2 separate regions of the Mus musculus genome follow, and region 2 is linked to region 1. The links are chromatin loops, found by intact Hi-C in ENCODE. Cell type or tissue: heart. All regions are shown on one strand. Each heading gives the region's core, and the rest is flanking DNA. Links, peaks and the distances in the headings are about the cores only.

The links. Hi-C counts contacts between places; a loop is a spot of excess contacts. Peaks named below come from ENCODE experiments on the same cell type or tissue, not always from the same donor. Only the 100,000 strongest peaks of a DNase experiment are listed, where the experiment ranks them.
Region 2: it touches region 1 in a loop (1.9-fold over the local background); 2 of 42 quality-filtered maps call a loop at or near these places.

What each region holds. Positions count from the first base shown.
Region 1 is chr12:99,717,326-99,725,333 of GRCm38, forward strand. Efcab11 (EF-hand calcium binding domain 11) reads right to left here. Exons shown (of 6, transcript NM_030172.2): 6 at 206-1,778. The coding sequence ends at 1,700. Among named protein-coding and RNA genes, the nearest start is that of Gm19951, 78 kb to the left of the region's middle. In heart, for the core only: no CTCF peak of the experiment used is centred there; a DNase peak (open chromatin) is centred at 4,186.
Region 2 is chr12:99,666,523-99,674,530 of GRCm38, forward strand. No RefSeq gene overlaps it. Among named protein-coding and RNA genes, the nearest start is that of Gm19951, 27 kb to the left of the region's middle. In heart, for the core only: no CTCF peak of the experiment used is centred there; DNase peaks (open chromatin) are centred at 4,069 and 5,149.

The DNA of each region.
Region 1 (8,008 bases), core at 1,649-6,648:
ACACATATAATAGAAAATATGTATATATGTATATAACATATACATAATGTACATATAACACATTAGAAAAATAATATATACATTCAATATATATACACAACATATAATATATATGTTGTGTATATATATCATATATATATACCAACATACACTATATATGTATATATGTATACACACACACACACATACATACCATAAATATGATATTTAAGAAATCAAAAATATCTCTTTAATATTTTGAGATCAGGATCAATGATTTGGTTTGTCTTATAATGAAAACACTTGCTGAACAAAGTCAGAAACTGGACTACTGTGCACAAAGTCATACACACTTCTCAATGATACCAGTAATTCATTTCTGCCTCTGAAATAATATTTCATTCATGTTGAGAAATTATTTTCATTGCTTCTTCATTTAGTTTATGAATGTTTGACTAAGCCTTTAATTTTTAACAAACTCCGTTTGAGGATAATTTTAGATTTATAGAAAAATCATGAAAACAGTAGAAATCCTATCTATCCATCACCCAGTCTCCCACACTATCACAAGTAGCAGAGGAAGTCCAGGCTTGGTTCATCTCTACCGTATGGTCCCTAGGGGCCCGTTAGGAGACCAAATTACATTTCAGTCAAATTACATTTAGTTATCCCATCTCTTAGGTTCCTCTGGTTTAGCATAGCTAAAAACTTTATTTTTCTTAAGGCTATCTACTAATAATTTATATGAGCATGAAGCTTGTTGAATGTTGGCTATACAAATTTATATTTCTACTTGATCGTTTAATGTTTAACACTTTAAAAACATAAATTGCATTAATTATACCACAAATGTTAATGTTGTGAAACACTTACAAGGACAATGTTGGTATTTCAGAGTTATCTTTAGTAGATGCTGAGCTGTATGTTGTGACTTGATGTGATCACTGGCGCCCAGGGGCATGGCAGGGAGTGGAGACTCCTAACTCTAGGATGGCTGGAGCTTCAGGTCCAGGGCAGAACTACCTAGAACCAGAAGTGTGTGGCAGAGGGCTGCCGGCCAGCTTCTCTAGCTAGCTTCTCTGAAGAAAGAAGCCCAGGCTCAGGTCCAGGCTATCCTAAAGGGAACCAAAGACCACACCCTTCTGCCCATTAAGACCCCAGTTACATCCTGGACTTCTCTGTATAAAGAATGGCTGATGGCCTAGCCAGAGCTGCTTCCTCCTAGGCTTTGTACACAGGTGCCCTGTGCACCTCTCTGTACCCCAGGCGCATCATCTCAGAGTCTTTGTTTTCCTAGCACTAGCTCATTGCTTGGACACAGTAAGCTTGATGTTCAGCCGAGGTGGAGCAAGTGAATGGCAATGACACTGCTAGCAGAGCAAAGGTAACTTTTCCCGGAGCTGACAAGAGTGAGGGACTCATGCGGAGTTAGCAGAGCCTCCAACCCACAGGATAGAGGACAGAAAGCTGACAAGAGCAGAGAGGGGGAAAAACTCCAAACCCACTGGGTGGCAGGGCCAGCAGTAGCAGCCTGACTCAGGGCTGCTGGAGACACACACAGGAGATTCCCATCTCTAGGTCCAATATCAGCATTCAAAAGCTCTAACTAAGAGTTTACTCACAAGTACACAGTTTCATACCCTTCCTAGATTGAGGTCTGTGAGACCTTCAACTAGATTACAATCCATCGAGCTGTCCAAGTAGTTCACAAGCACCCGGCTCATTTTGACTGCCCATGGTTCATGGCGTATTCAAAGTCTCGGAAGCTGACGTGACCATCTGAGTCTTGATCTGCCTCCCTGGAAAATGACACAGGAAGTTAATCACACAGTATTCCTGTCAGGATCTCCATGTGAGCAGCACACTAGAACCTTCCTTCTCTCTCTTTCTCTCTCTCTTTTTTTTTTTTGAGACAGGGTTTCTCTGTGTAGCCCTGGCTGTCCTGGAACTCACTCTGTAGACCAGACTGGCCTTGAACTCAGAAATCCGCCTGCCTCTGCCTCCGGAGTGCTGGGATTAAAGGCGTGTGCCACCACAGAACCAATCTTATCTCGAAGACTAAGGTTGACGCCTATGTTTTGTTCCACAACAGTGCTGACACCTAAGGTATGAAGGAAAAAAGAGGTATTTATTAAAACCTACAGAAGCACACATGCAATGCATTTGAGGGCTGGACCTAAATACATAAGCTATACAGGAAAAGGAGGAATAAGGGGCCAGGGCTGTAGCTGTTGACTGAATGTTTGACTACCAGGCATGAAACCTTGGGTTTCACCCATAAGACTGCATAAAACTGGGAATAGTGGGGCATACCTATAATCCCAGCACTGGGGTATCAGAGGCAGGAGGATCGGAAGTTCAAGGCCATCCTCATTTACATAGTGAGTTTGAGGTCAGCCTGGGCTATGTGCAACCCTGTCTCAAACAGAAGTAGGCATACATATTGTTCCAGTACTCTGAAGTAAGATCTCCATCATGGCTTGCTGTTGCCTCCCTACAGAACCAAGACAGCACCCAGAGAGAAGCTGCCCCACGGCTAACCACCACACATCCACAATTCCTGGCTGGCTTCACTCATCCTTGGAATCACTGTCGCATCCTCACATCCTCACAAGTGCATGCTAAGCTTTTCCAGTTCCTATGCAGACTGACGAAGGTGTGAGCCCTTGCCTGAGGGTGTGGGAAGCCTCTGAGGGGGTGTCCTTGGAAGCTCTGAGACCTGGGCTCTGTTCCCACAACAGGCAGTAGGGAATGGCACACGTTCTAGGTGATTAAGATAAACTATCCCGCCAAGGCACAAACAGCAGCAGCAGCAGCTGCTGCGGTGGTGGTGGTGGCGGCAATGGCGGTGGTGGCGGCAATGGCGGCAGCGGCGGCAGCGGCTCACTGGCTCTGTCACCAGTGAAAGACATGTCTGCTAAAGAGCATCTGAAAGAAAAGCTCACAAAATGGTCCCAGTTCCTCTTGGGGACATCCTGAAACAAGGAATGGCATGCCTTCTGTGGAGCTCCTGTGGTATCAACTGTGACATGGGGAGTGGGGGTGGGAGGAGGAGTGGGGTGGGCTTAAAAGCAAAGCCTGGCCTAAGCAAGAAAGCCACTAATCACTGTAATAGTTTTAAAGCAGACTTTTAAAATATTGAATTCTTAAAATAAACTTTCTGAATATTTCATGCCAAAGTCTCTGAAGTCTGTAATGGGTCTGGATAGAGTAATGATAATTTTTCATTCTTTTGAAGTAGAGAAAGAGAAAGAAGGGAAGAGAGAGAGAGAGAAAAAAAAAACCCACTTCTCTGCCCCAGGGCAGAAACCATGTTGCAGTGTGTTGGGTTAAAATGACTGCGTACTGCGGAGGCTATCTGTCTGTTTATATCTCTTGGTAAAATATACACAGTGATTTCATGCTATACAGCACACAGAGTGTAATGTCAGATCTCTTCTAAGGGATTTAAAAATAATCACAGGATCGCACATCACTGACTATGGGATATAAACCATCTCTTTAATAAAATTAGATAATTGAAGAGTCTTCATATTGCCTAAGTATTTGATTAGATAAATAGCACTCCCTCCCTTTCTGCTCTGAATTGGTGTGTCGGAACTGTAAATCTCACAGAGTGGATAACCCAGAAGTGTACTACTAAGATAAAATGCTTCTGATGATATTTTAAATGTTTTCATTCGTTCATTGGGCCATTGGAAGCCTGTAGGAAAAGAAATCCCTTAGCTTATTTTTTTTCCTGTAAACAACCTATTGTAATTGTATTAATCTTTATTCTTGTCTTTGCTACTGCTTCCAACTGGAAGGTGGGTACAGTGTCACCAAAAAACGTGGAAGGGGAAAGTCCATTTTTATGTCTTGAAGAGGGCATTCTATGCCCACACTGAATGGAGAGATATCCGATGTATCCTGTTTATATTTAGAATGAACAACATTCGTGCTTGTTCCTGTTTCACACACCTATGAACATTTCATCTTGAGCAATGAGGAAATTGAAGTTTCAGGGCCAAGAGTTTAAAAGCTATGACATAAGGTTTCTATTACCAACAACAGTATTCTCCGAAAGACTGCGACACTCACTCTGGATCGCAGCGTTATGGGAACAGATGGGCCAGTGGGCAGAGCTGGAGCTGCGGCGGAGAGGGGAAAGCTGCCGTTAAGTAAATGGGAAGATCACTTCTGTTTACGGTGAAGCAAGCCTTCAAGCCTGGTTCTGAAGCGGGAACACACTGTTTCAGTGTCACCTGCAAATATTCTGCACCAAAATAGCTCATGACCTTTTACCCCGACTAGACATAATCTCCCAGAGTGCAGAGCTTTTGCTCACAGTTGGCCCCACCTCTTAGCTCATAGCCAGCAATGGCTGTGCATTAAATAAATGAATTTATGGCATAAAAGGAGCTGGGGATCAGGCGATACTATTATAGACAATGTACTACCTCCCAGGAGGTGCTGGGATTGAAATAAAGAGACTTTCTTACCACTGTCAACGATCAGGAAAGAAGCCAGTGAAATAAAACACAGGGAGGGGGCCCCCTTTAAACCACCACCCAGAGATGCACGGGTAAGTCCAGTCCAGTCTCTGTGCTCAGCTGCACCATGCAAACAGAGTAAACAGGAAGAACCACAGGAGAGATGGGCTTGGGAAAATGAGGCTGCTGAGTGTGGTGGTGGATGGACAGCAGGCAGACAGGTAGATGTATTCAACGGAAGCCAAGGGCGGCTGTGAATGTGGCTCAACATAAACTCTTAAGGCTTAGAACATTGTGAGTATGATAGAGCACACACATGCGTGCAGACACACAGATAAAAACAGTGTGTATGTGTGTGTGTGTATGTGTGTGTGTGTGTAACTTGATTATGTGGGCCTCAGGGGTGACCTTTGGGGTTGGCAATGCTATGTCACGGTTTCAGAAGGTTACCTGGCAGAGCTAACAGGTAGGACACATGTCTATGTTCAAAGCTTAGAATGAATACCGAAAGGAATTGAGCTTACAGAGAGGTATATGAGGGGAAAGTAAATTGCTGTTAACAGGTGCTTTCTAAAAATGAAAGTCCAATGACATTAAAGGCCTTTTTGATTTGTTTTAAAATGCAGAATGGAGACAGGCCTGCCTGGAATTCCTTTTGGAAACAGGGATTCTCGAGAGCTGGCTGCTCTGTATGATTCCCCGTGAACAACTGAGGAGCTTTGGGGAGGACCAGATGAGGAACACGAAAAGAGGGGCTGGAGTCAGGGGCTGAGCAGCCTGAAGGGACCAGCTGTCTGGGCAGAAAGAGTAGGGAGTGGAAAGGCAAGTGGGGGGTGGTACTGTGCCCCATCAACCGAATTAACCCACGGGGAGAGCTGAGGGCCAGATGCTCTCTGGAAATCTGCAGGAGTACTGAAACGAAACGTGCTTAGGTTCTCCCAGGGTATGGAGTGGGGTTCTCTGCAACCCTCTCTGGACTCAGGGGTGCAGAAGACCTTCACTGACCAAATACAACAAGACTTTCAGGCAGGACTGAACAGACCACCTGGCTGGACTCCAATGGTTCATTCTTTTTGTTTGTTTGTTTTTTTTTGTTTTTGTTTTTGTTTTTGTTTTTGTTTTTGTTTTTTTCGAGACAGGGTTTCTCTGTATAGCTCTGGCTGTCCTGGAACTCACTTTGTAGACCAGGCTGGCCTCGAACTCAGAAATCCGCCTGCCTCTGCCTCCCGAGTGCTGGGACCAATGGTTCATTCTTATAAGACACACACTCTTCCACCCGCTGTGGTACAGTAATAAGTGCCCCACAGTTACTTTCACGAGCATGGGAATCATTGTTTTCTCCTTTACAAAGTTGGCTCCAGGTGATGTGGTGTGGCTTTTGGTAGCCAGAGCAGCTGCTTCCCTAAGCAGAGACTGCGAGGCCTGAGACTCGAGGAAGCCAGGGTTTCTCACTGGGCTCCCTCCTGAGGCAGACCACAGTGTTGTCTATTCATCTGTGAGGGGGGACACAAGGTAATTTGTGTGTGTTCATCCCTGAGTGCACATGTGTGTGGAGGTGTGTTTGGAGGCCAGAAGGTGAACCTTGGATGCTGTTTCTCTTGCTGACCACCCAGGGCTGACAGACACAGGCTGTGAGGAGCTTGAGGGCACTGCCTAGAGTCAGGGCTGAGAGGACGGAGGAGCAACTCCTCTGAGCGGAAGGCAAACAGGGAGCCATGTGGTCCATCAACTGAATTAACTCATGGAAGCTTGAGCTGAGGGTCAGAGACTCTGAGATGACACCACCTTTTTATTTGAGGCAGAGTATCTCACTGGCTGGAAACTGACACCTGGGTTGGTGGGGGGCTGACTACCCAAGCAGTAGGGGTCTGCTTGTCTTCTCCTCCCCAGTGCCTGGATTATAATAAACCTGTGCCATCACATTCTGTCTGTCTGTCTGTCTGTCTGTCTGTCTCAATGTGGGTTCTGGGGAATCAAACTCAGGTCTTTGAGCTTAAGCTTGCAAGGCTAGTACCTAACTGAGCTGTCTACCAAATCCCAAGAGTTCTTACTTTAATAAAAAAAAATGTAAATAGTGTTTCTCTAAAGTACGGTTTCTTATATGAAACATTTCTATCAGACCGATTTCTTAGAATGCCCTGAAAACACTTTATTTCTTGAAAAAGTTGTTTTTGTTGTAAGATCATTTCCGAGTAACTCTTGGCGGGTTTCCAAAAGCAGATCTCAGACTTGAATACTGGCTTTTCCAAAGTTACTCACGGAAGAAAGAGCAACTAAATAGAGAACCAAAGCGAGAAAGGCTTATAGATTGTATTACATTAAGACAATGTGATGTTCTTTATTAAAAACGGCATAAAGACTACGAAAGTGACATTTTAAACTGGAAACAAGAATGCAAGCTAGTATCTTCATTACAACTGCAGTCCTATAAATATCTATACTCATTTGAGTGGAAGTTAGAGGTTATATGCTAACTAGATTAGAGATGATAGGTGCTGGATGATTCTGTCCTAGAGCACTGTTGAAGGGCTGAGGAGATGGCTCAGTGGGTAAGGATGCTGCTGTGTAACCAGAACCCACACAGTAGCACAGATCTGTAGGCACGGTGCCCTTTCAAGGACACAGGAGGCAAAGATAGGAAGATGGCAGGAATCTTGTGGGTCAGCAGCAAATATCAAACAGACTCTGTCTCAAACAAGGTGGAAGGAGAGACCTGCACCCAAGACCTCTGGCCTTCACATGCATGCCTGCATGCGCGCGCGCGCGCGCGCACGCGCGCACACACACACACACACACACACACACACACACACACACACACACAAGGTGAGAGTTCAAGTGTCCTTTAGCAGTCTATGTTTCTCTCTTTAGTCTGAATATCCCAGACAAATAGCCTGTTTCTGTGTGTGCAGATCCTCATCAGCTAGAGCAGGGCTCTAAACCTCAGCAGAGACAGTTTTGCACCAGAGTGCTACATTATAGCAGCAGAACATGACTCTACACTGAGGAGGTTTAGCAGTATCCCAGGCCTTTATCCATCAGATGCCAGTGGAGCAACCCTCCCCCTGCCCTGCACTGTGCCAGTTAAACTTATTTCCAGAAATTGCCAAGTACTCCTGGGCCAGGCAGGGGGCAGGAAGAAAAGCTAAGCCATCCTCGGTTCAAAACTTCTGAGCTAAAGGAGCTGTAGTTTGAGGTAATAATTGGGAGTGTTCTAGCTAAATCCACATGTACTAAAATAATTGTCTTGGCTGAGGGATGTCTCCGTGAATAAAGCACTTGACTTAGGAGCACGAAGACCCGAGTCTGAATCCCAGAACCCATATAAAGGCGAGACAGGAGAATCCCTGGGAACTTGGAGGCCAGGTCACCCGGTTCACAGAGTGGTGAACAGTACCAGGAAAGAAACCCTGTCTCAAACGAGGAAGAAGGTGAAGACGCATAGTGGAAGCTGTCCTCTGACCTGTGCGTGTATACTACAGCATACATGTGCCCACACTTAACCCGTAATACATACATACATTCATGCACACACAGCAAACATCATACACACATGT
Region 2 (8,008 bases), core at 1,243-6,242, 51 kb before region 1:
TGAGTTTGGGTCATCAGCCTTGGTGGAAAGTGTCCTTACCCACTGAGCCATCTGCCTGATCCCATAAAGACTATTCTATAGTCTTTATTTTGTAATTCTGCTATTACTGTTGTTTTAGGGTTTTTTTGTTTTGTTTTGTTTTTGCTCATTTCCCCCTTCTGATTATGCCTCATACTTTACCACTTATTTGAATGTCTAGAACTCTTGGTCAGGATTTCAAACATCACATTTTTCTATGTCTAGAATGTCTCTACCCTCTCTGTGTAGCATTGGGTTTGTTTTTCAAGCATTAACCCACTTCGCTTGTGAGCTGAGGTTGTTTTTAAGCTTTGCTAGGCTGAGCCCGGGGAGCCACTGCCATGGGATTAGGTTGTCTGCTCTAGAGTCTCTAACACATGCTTCTTTGGTTTTAGTAAGCAAATGGTGTCTTCCCAAAGAGATCCATATCCTAAGACTAAAAATATGGGATATGGCAGATTTGTTGACAAAAAAGGATTAAGCTATGGTTGGAGTGAATGACGCTGAACAGTTCACCTTAAGACAGGAGCTGGTCCTGAGCTATCCAGGTGGACCCACCACCTTTGAAACAGAAGAGAGAGGCAGGAGAGAGAAACAGAGTGATTGTGTGGGTGAGATGGCTCAAGGCCAGGGGAGAAGGTGGCGGGGTGCAGGGTGCAGCGTGGGCAGAGTAAGGGCTATGTAAGATGTTCTGACTCAAATGGCAGAGAAACAGATTCTTTCATAGATCTTCCAAAAAGGAGACTATCTGATAACATCCTGATCATAGCCTGGTGATGAGCATGTCAGACCTCCAAGCTACAAAACCATTAAGATAATAAACTTGTTCCTTCAGCTAATTAACATAGTTTTGTTTTGTTTGGAGACAAGGTCTCACATTGTAGGCCACCAATAGTGGGCTGGAACTCACTATGTAGCCCAGGGTGGTCTGGAACTCATGGAATTGCAAGTTGAAATAAACCCTTTCCATCCATAAGTTGCTTTTGGTCAGAGTGTTTTCATCCTAGCAACAGAAATGAAACTGGAACGACAGTTTACCAGTCCTCTCTGCAGCCATGTGCCCTGTGTCCACAGACGGAGTCGCTGCAGGATCCTGCTTCTGTCAGCACCAAAGGCCTTGCAGTTCCCTGACTTTCCCCACCCTGCTCTTGGTTCCTTCTACTGATACCTTGTGCACCTTTTTCCCCCATAAAGCACATATCTTGCAAGTCTGTGTTTCAAAAACCGTGCCAAATCCAGTTGTCTTGCCACCAGCAGAGAGTGCCCTGGAACCAAGTTCAAGATGACATCTGGTGTGCTCTTGTACATCTTGGCTAGTTTCCCCCCAAATTTCTGTCATAGACTCAGTTGCCTTGCCCCTGGTGAAAGCCATCTCTGACCCTTTGTCTCCTCTGAAGTAGGTGGCTGTGCACGACCTCTCTGGCCCACATCATTACTGTGTGGGTCGTGACAGTGGCAGTTTCTCAAGCAGTGAAGGAGCTGGCCACATTCTTAATCACTCGACTCAACTCTATCAGCCGCTTGATTTATGCTGATGTTATATTCCTGAGAAGTGCCAGTTAATTCAAAAACATGTACAGCAAAATGATTTTTATCACACAAAATGAAGAGAAAGCAAAGCAAAAAGACATGCGCTAGTCTGTTGCAGAAGATTTCAGCCATGCAAATGGGTTTTGCCGTATTGCATTAATAAGAGCAGTAAATAAACAGTTTATGGGGAAAATGGAATATATTAAAATTTATTCATGGGATAACAAGGAAGAAATAGCCACAGATGGATGGAGCCCTGGCCAGTGTGGTCTGCAAACACTGGTGTACATGGCTCTCCATTTGCTGCATTTAGAATTCTAATGTACGAAGTCTCTCATCAGATTAGTGCCATTGCCGACCAAACTCCTGTGATCCTTTGTGGTCCTTAGGACTTTCATAAAGGAAAATCATATGGCCAAAGCCTGTGATAATAATAATAATGGGAAACACTGACAAGCTACCTGCCAGCTCTTCCATACATGTGGACTCATCTATCTTACATGTTCTCACATTGCTTCCATTTTAAGTGTAAGGACCACTGTGCTGGGGATGGAGAGACGTCATAGGATGGGTACTTTTGGATGTCAACTTGGTTGGCCTAACTGTCAGATATTTATGAGAATGTTTTTGAACATAAGAATGTTCCTGAAGAAGTGTGTGTGTATATATGCATGTATATGTGTGTGTTTGTGTGTGTGTGTATGCTCATGTGCACACATATGCACGCCACGGCATGCTTGTAGAGAGGTTGAAGAACAACTAATGGGAGTCATTCTCTCCTGCTACCGAGTGGGTCCTGGGGACCAAACCCAGGCTTGACAGCACATGCCTTCTCCAACCAAGCTATCTTAAAGCAAACTCTTCCTTGATAGACAGATGTGATGTATATCTATAATATTTATACTTAAAATATATGCATAGTATTTATTTAATATATTTACCTGGTTTATAGGTATTTAATTTATATGTGCATATATTTCTCTATGTAAATAAATGCATCCTTCTTGATAACACTTGTCTAAGATTCTAAATAGTAGAATCAGCTTAAAATCTTGTATAGTGGTGCGAGAATTTACACTTTTGATGTGGGCCAGCCTATCTTTTTCAGGGCAGGAGGTTATGTCTAGTTTGAGGCCAACACGGGTAGCCTTTCTCATTTCTTTATATTAACTGACCAAATTGGATGAGGTAGACAATATATGTCAGCCTCTCTAACAGGCGAACCCCGAAGGTCAAAGGCTAACTAACTCTAGGAAGCTTAGTTCTTCCACATGCAGGTATGACTGGGCAATCCTGCTCACCAGGCAGCCCCACCCTACACTCATTCAGGAACCCAGGCTGCTGGAGCTCCTGCCCTCTTCCACACAAAGCTCACCCGGAGACCACCCGAGGGCTGGACTGCGATATAGCCCGCCAGCCCCAGAGGCAAAGGAACATGTATGTTTGTATAGGGGTAAGCGTCATACATGCACATATATGTGCATACAAGCGAAAGCCAGCAGATGTTGCATATATTTCTCAAATATCCTCCAAATTATATTTTTGAGACAGGGTCACTCACTGTCCCCGGAGCCCACGGACTCAGATACACTGATTAAGGAGTCCGGGGGTGTGTCCTGTGCCTGTTCTTTTTTATATAGGAGCTGGGGGTCAAACTGAGTTCTTCACGCTTGTGTCTCAAGCACTTTCCCAACCAAGTCATCTCCTCAGTCAGCTCTACTCTAAGCCTTTGTACTCTGCTGAGGGATTGGTTTCTGGGGGTGGAGGGGGGACGGAGGCAGGAAAGACAAGCAGTTTAGAATGTATTACTCTGAAATTACTCCTGTTGTGCTTATGTGCAAGTTTCTCATTTTTCTTTCATTTTATTTCAAACTCCTTAAATTAACAAGGCCTAAACAGAGAAAGCTGGTGTGTGTGTGTGTGTGTGTGTGTGTGTGTGTGTGTGTGTGTGCGTGCTTAAACAGATCAATCAACCTGACTGGCAGGTTTTACATAGATATCAAGAGAGGAGTTTGGAGACAAATGTGGAGCCCGATTGTAAAAGGCCTTGAGTGTCAAGGACAGAGCTTGGGCCGGAGTGATCTCTCCGCCTCTCCCTCTCCTCTAACCTGACAGCTGGGGCGTCTGTGGGCCTGCCTTCCCGTCCACTCGGAACACGGTGATATCAGGCAGCATGCCGCTGCTACTCACACCGCTGGGAGCAAGACAAGCAGGACCTGACCTTAGTGGTCTGCTTCCGGGTCCTTCCTCCGTTACTCCAATCTGGCTAGACCCTTCCATGTGAATGAATAGTTTTCCACAGTTATGATTTAAATAAGCTCATCCCGAGCTCGTTCTCTTCTGTGTCCTTGGTAAGAACCCAGGACACGCCCCTCTTCTGATCCTGATGGACCGCAGACTCTGAGTATACAGGGCTGAAGAGTAGACCCTGCGATGGGTGACCCAAGCAGGCAGATAATGCAATACTAAGAACACCTACTCAGTGGGCATACCTTCAGATCATAATAATATGCCGAATGCGCTTGAAATAGCAGACGCTGCGCTGCTAAGGATTAGACGCTTCCTCTGAATATCCCCAGGCCGGAAGCACATGGCTAGAACAAATGGGAGGGGCTCAGTGGAAAATAACTGGGAGAAAGCTCCCGGGATGCTGAGATTTCGACTTGGAAAGGACCCTGCAGCAGCCGATTTTCTCCCACATAATGGGCTGAAAAAACTACATCTCTGTAAAAATCAAGAAAAGCCTAACGGAGTGCAGCTGCCACCCCCCCCCTCCCCCCCATAATTAGATCTGGGGGATTACTGCTGAGATGGATGGAAGATATCAGATGGCCAGTGCTAGAGACAACTTGCCATCCCTGTCTGACTACGCCACTAGACACTGGAGTTCTCAGCAGACCCACATATGTTTGTTTTTAATTAAAATGTGCTGAATGGACCGTTAGCTGTTCGGAAATAATGAAGACAAGCAACACAAGACAAATCGGCTAATTGACAACTCCAAACGTTCCGTTTTATACCCTTCAGTAATGTTAATGGAGCTTTCCAATATGTTCTGGTTGAAATAATAATTACACAAACACAGTTACATAATAATCTAAGAGGTAGATAAAATATATATAAATAACAACAGCGGCATAACCCACAAGTGGGTCAAAGGATTACAAATTCATTCTCTCAGGCTTTATCTCAATGAGTATTCATGGAGTGCTTGTTGTTTATTAAGGGCCGGGCTCTTGTGGACTAATGCCTGGGATGAGATCACCCCGGGGGTTTTCAGATATACGTTGTTGTGTGAGGTCACATTGTGTGAGGTCACATGTTCTGTACGTGTAGAGGAGCTATGCAGAACAACATCTCCAATTGTGTCCTCTAACCATGTAGTGAGAGAGTATAGAAAGGGTATTTTCAAAGGGAGACTATGTCATTTTAAGCGATTTGAAAAGCTAGTTTATGTGAAGGTAGAGAACCTGGCCAAGAGTTTGACAAACGATGTTTTATTCAGTGCATACAGAACCAAGCACAGCTGTCTCAAGGATGCGTCCTGGGACTGTAGACACAGTGCAAGGCCGAAGGGCAGCCGGACGCCTAGTGTACCGTAAACACAGGGCTTCTTGGGAATCTTCCAAGGTCTGTGGCAGAATTTCAATCACAAGATATACAGAGTTCTGGCCAAAATTGGGAGTGATAGCAACTGTCAAATGTCTTTGGATGTTTTGTGGAGATGAATCCCTTAGCTAAGTGGAATGGTAGGGAATGATTCAGAGTCACTGTGAGCACCCCTGCCCTTCACTGTCAGGCCAGGATATCAATGGGGTAAATGAACTCCCATGCTTTTGGAGTTTATTTACAACTGAAATGCAAAACCTCAACCTCATCCATATTCAATCAGAGAAAATTGTGGCTCATCCAAGACAAGACGGGAGCCAAATTTGGGGCAAAGCAAAGGGTGACATCATCTGAAAGGGCTGGAAATGAAGTGTAAATTTGAATATCATCTGTATATAAGTGATAATTAAAGCTGTGAGACTCAATACGTGCCAAGAGAGAAAGTCAATGAAAACGCAGAACAACAGTGTCCCTGGACACGTCTTACTTCTGAAAGAGAATTTTTTTTTTTAAAAAAAAAAGTTGGTAAGAGGCAAGATTTTCTTTCCTGCTGAATGACTTCGAAACCAGACACAAATCATTTTCAAAGAGCCCAGAACCATCCGTAGACACTGTCTTAATTGTCTGTATGTTGATCAAAATAAAAGGCTTTTCAGTAAGTTTTGTATTCCAAGGAATTGGGAAGCTTCTCCCGTTAGCTTGGAGATGACCTCTTCCTGTAGAGAGGTTGCTTCAGCAAACAATGCTAAGAGAATCTAAGCTGACACTGGCCTGTCCTTCTCAAGGCTGTAGTCACATCTGGGAGGAAGCCCAGGCGGCCCTCATCTGAGTACTGCATGGCTCCAGTCTCAGCACAAACTATCTAAGTCCTAAGCATGTGTGACTGCATCCACAGTGGAGTCACACGAGATGAGCCTGAGTTTCCCAAAACAGAGACTAGCCTGTGAGGAATTCATGATGGAAGGGTAGGTAGCTTTTGCCATACACCAGCCTTTCGAGCAGCGGTTCTCAACCTGTGGGTGGTGACTGACCCCTTTGGGGGTCATGTATGAGATAACCTCTATCTCAAATATTTGCATTAGAACTCATACAGTAGTAAAATTAGAGCTGTGAAGTTATAATGAAATAGTTCTATGACTGGGGTCACCACAACGTGAGGACCTGTTAAAGGGTCACAGCATTAGGAAGGTTGAGAACCAGTGTCCTAGAGACTGACTTGGGATTCATTTTGGGTTCGATCTTTCTGGCCCGTAGAAAACTCATAAAGGCAGGCAAGGTCCTCAGTGGTGGGTTGAGCACAGAGTGCTAGTTGAGTTGAAGATCCAACCTTCCCATGCCTTAGAATGCAGCTGAGTTTGGATGTGGGATGTTTGAGGAGGTGAGAATGAGGTCTAGAAGATGTGCTCAGAACCAAGATAGATGGGGTTCTAATGGGAAAAAAATTGAAACACAGTTATATGCATGAAAAAGCCACATGAAAACATAAGAGAAAGAGGCTGTCAACAAGCTGGGATTCAGACTTCCAGCCTATTGAAGTGTAAGGAAATGTGTTTTTGCTATTTAAGTGACTCATTTTTTTCTATGGGAGTCTTAGCAAACTAATTTTTAGGGTAAAAGACAGAAAGCCTGTGTATGCATTTTCTACAGATGTCCCTCTTGTTCTAGGTATTGACCTGTTCAACAGGCTCAGCCATTATGCCTTTTGGTCACATAAATAGGTATATAATACACACACACACACACACACACACACACACACACACACACACACACACTTAATTTTTCTGGGCTTTGATCGCCATATTTCTGAGTGGGAGCAGAAAACATTTGGTCCATGCTACTCTTGCACTGAGCATGGATTCTGAGATAAATTCCTACAAACTTTGTTCTTTCCCTTCCCTGTACATTTATAAAATCCAATGGCTTCCCAGGTATATTCTTCCCTCAACGTTTTATACTATGAAATGACTAGTTCAGCTTAGTCATTCACTATGTAACTTCTAACAAGTAACTGAGTCCCTATAACAGTCTCCTGGGGCTGTGAAAATTAGAACTTGGGGGACAGCTGTCCAGATCCTGGCAGAAGACCCAAGCACCAATGGTCAGAACAAGTTGTTTTCAGCCCTCTAATATGGGAGCCTGCTATTTGCTTGTAGAAGATGTTGATGGCTTTGGAGGCTAGACTTCTTTGTGTATGTATTTATGCTTCCTCTTCTAAAAGGATTCTAGGAAGCTCATGAAACTATCTCCAGGAGAACTAGACCTGGCATGGATGAAATGCTGTAAGCAGTAGAAACCACCACTGACTGCCTTTCTATAGCAAATGAGAAAGTGTTCACAGGCTGGGCACAGGGAGGCAGAGACACAGCTGGATCTCCGTGAGTCTGGGGCTAGCCTGATCTGCATATTGAGTTCTATGACAGCCATGGTTACATGGTAAGATCTCGTCTCAAAATTTTGTTCATAGGGTCAGTCCTGAAGGCATCAAGCATCTTATAGCTGCCCAAAACCAAAGTCCACCTAGAAGTGATATTACTCTTGGGAGGTCGAAATGAAATGAAATTCTACTATGTGGTCCTTTCATGTTTAACGTCACTGAAACAAAGCTTTAAGCTATGGTTGGTTATTAATGAGCTCACCATCCTATAAGCTTTTTAAACTTCTTTCAAAATTAGAGATATATAGAAAACACAAAGGCTATTACTACTAAAAATCCACTCATATTTCAACACACTTATTTCCAATATTTTTCCTTTTGTTAAAAATATCATAGGGAAGAGAGGCCCCTTGGTCTTGCAAACTTTATAAGCCTTAGTACAAGGGAATACCAGGGCCGAGAAGTGGGAGTGGG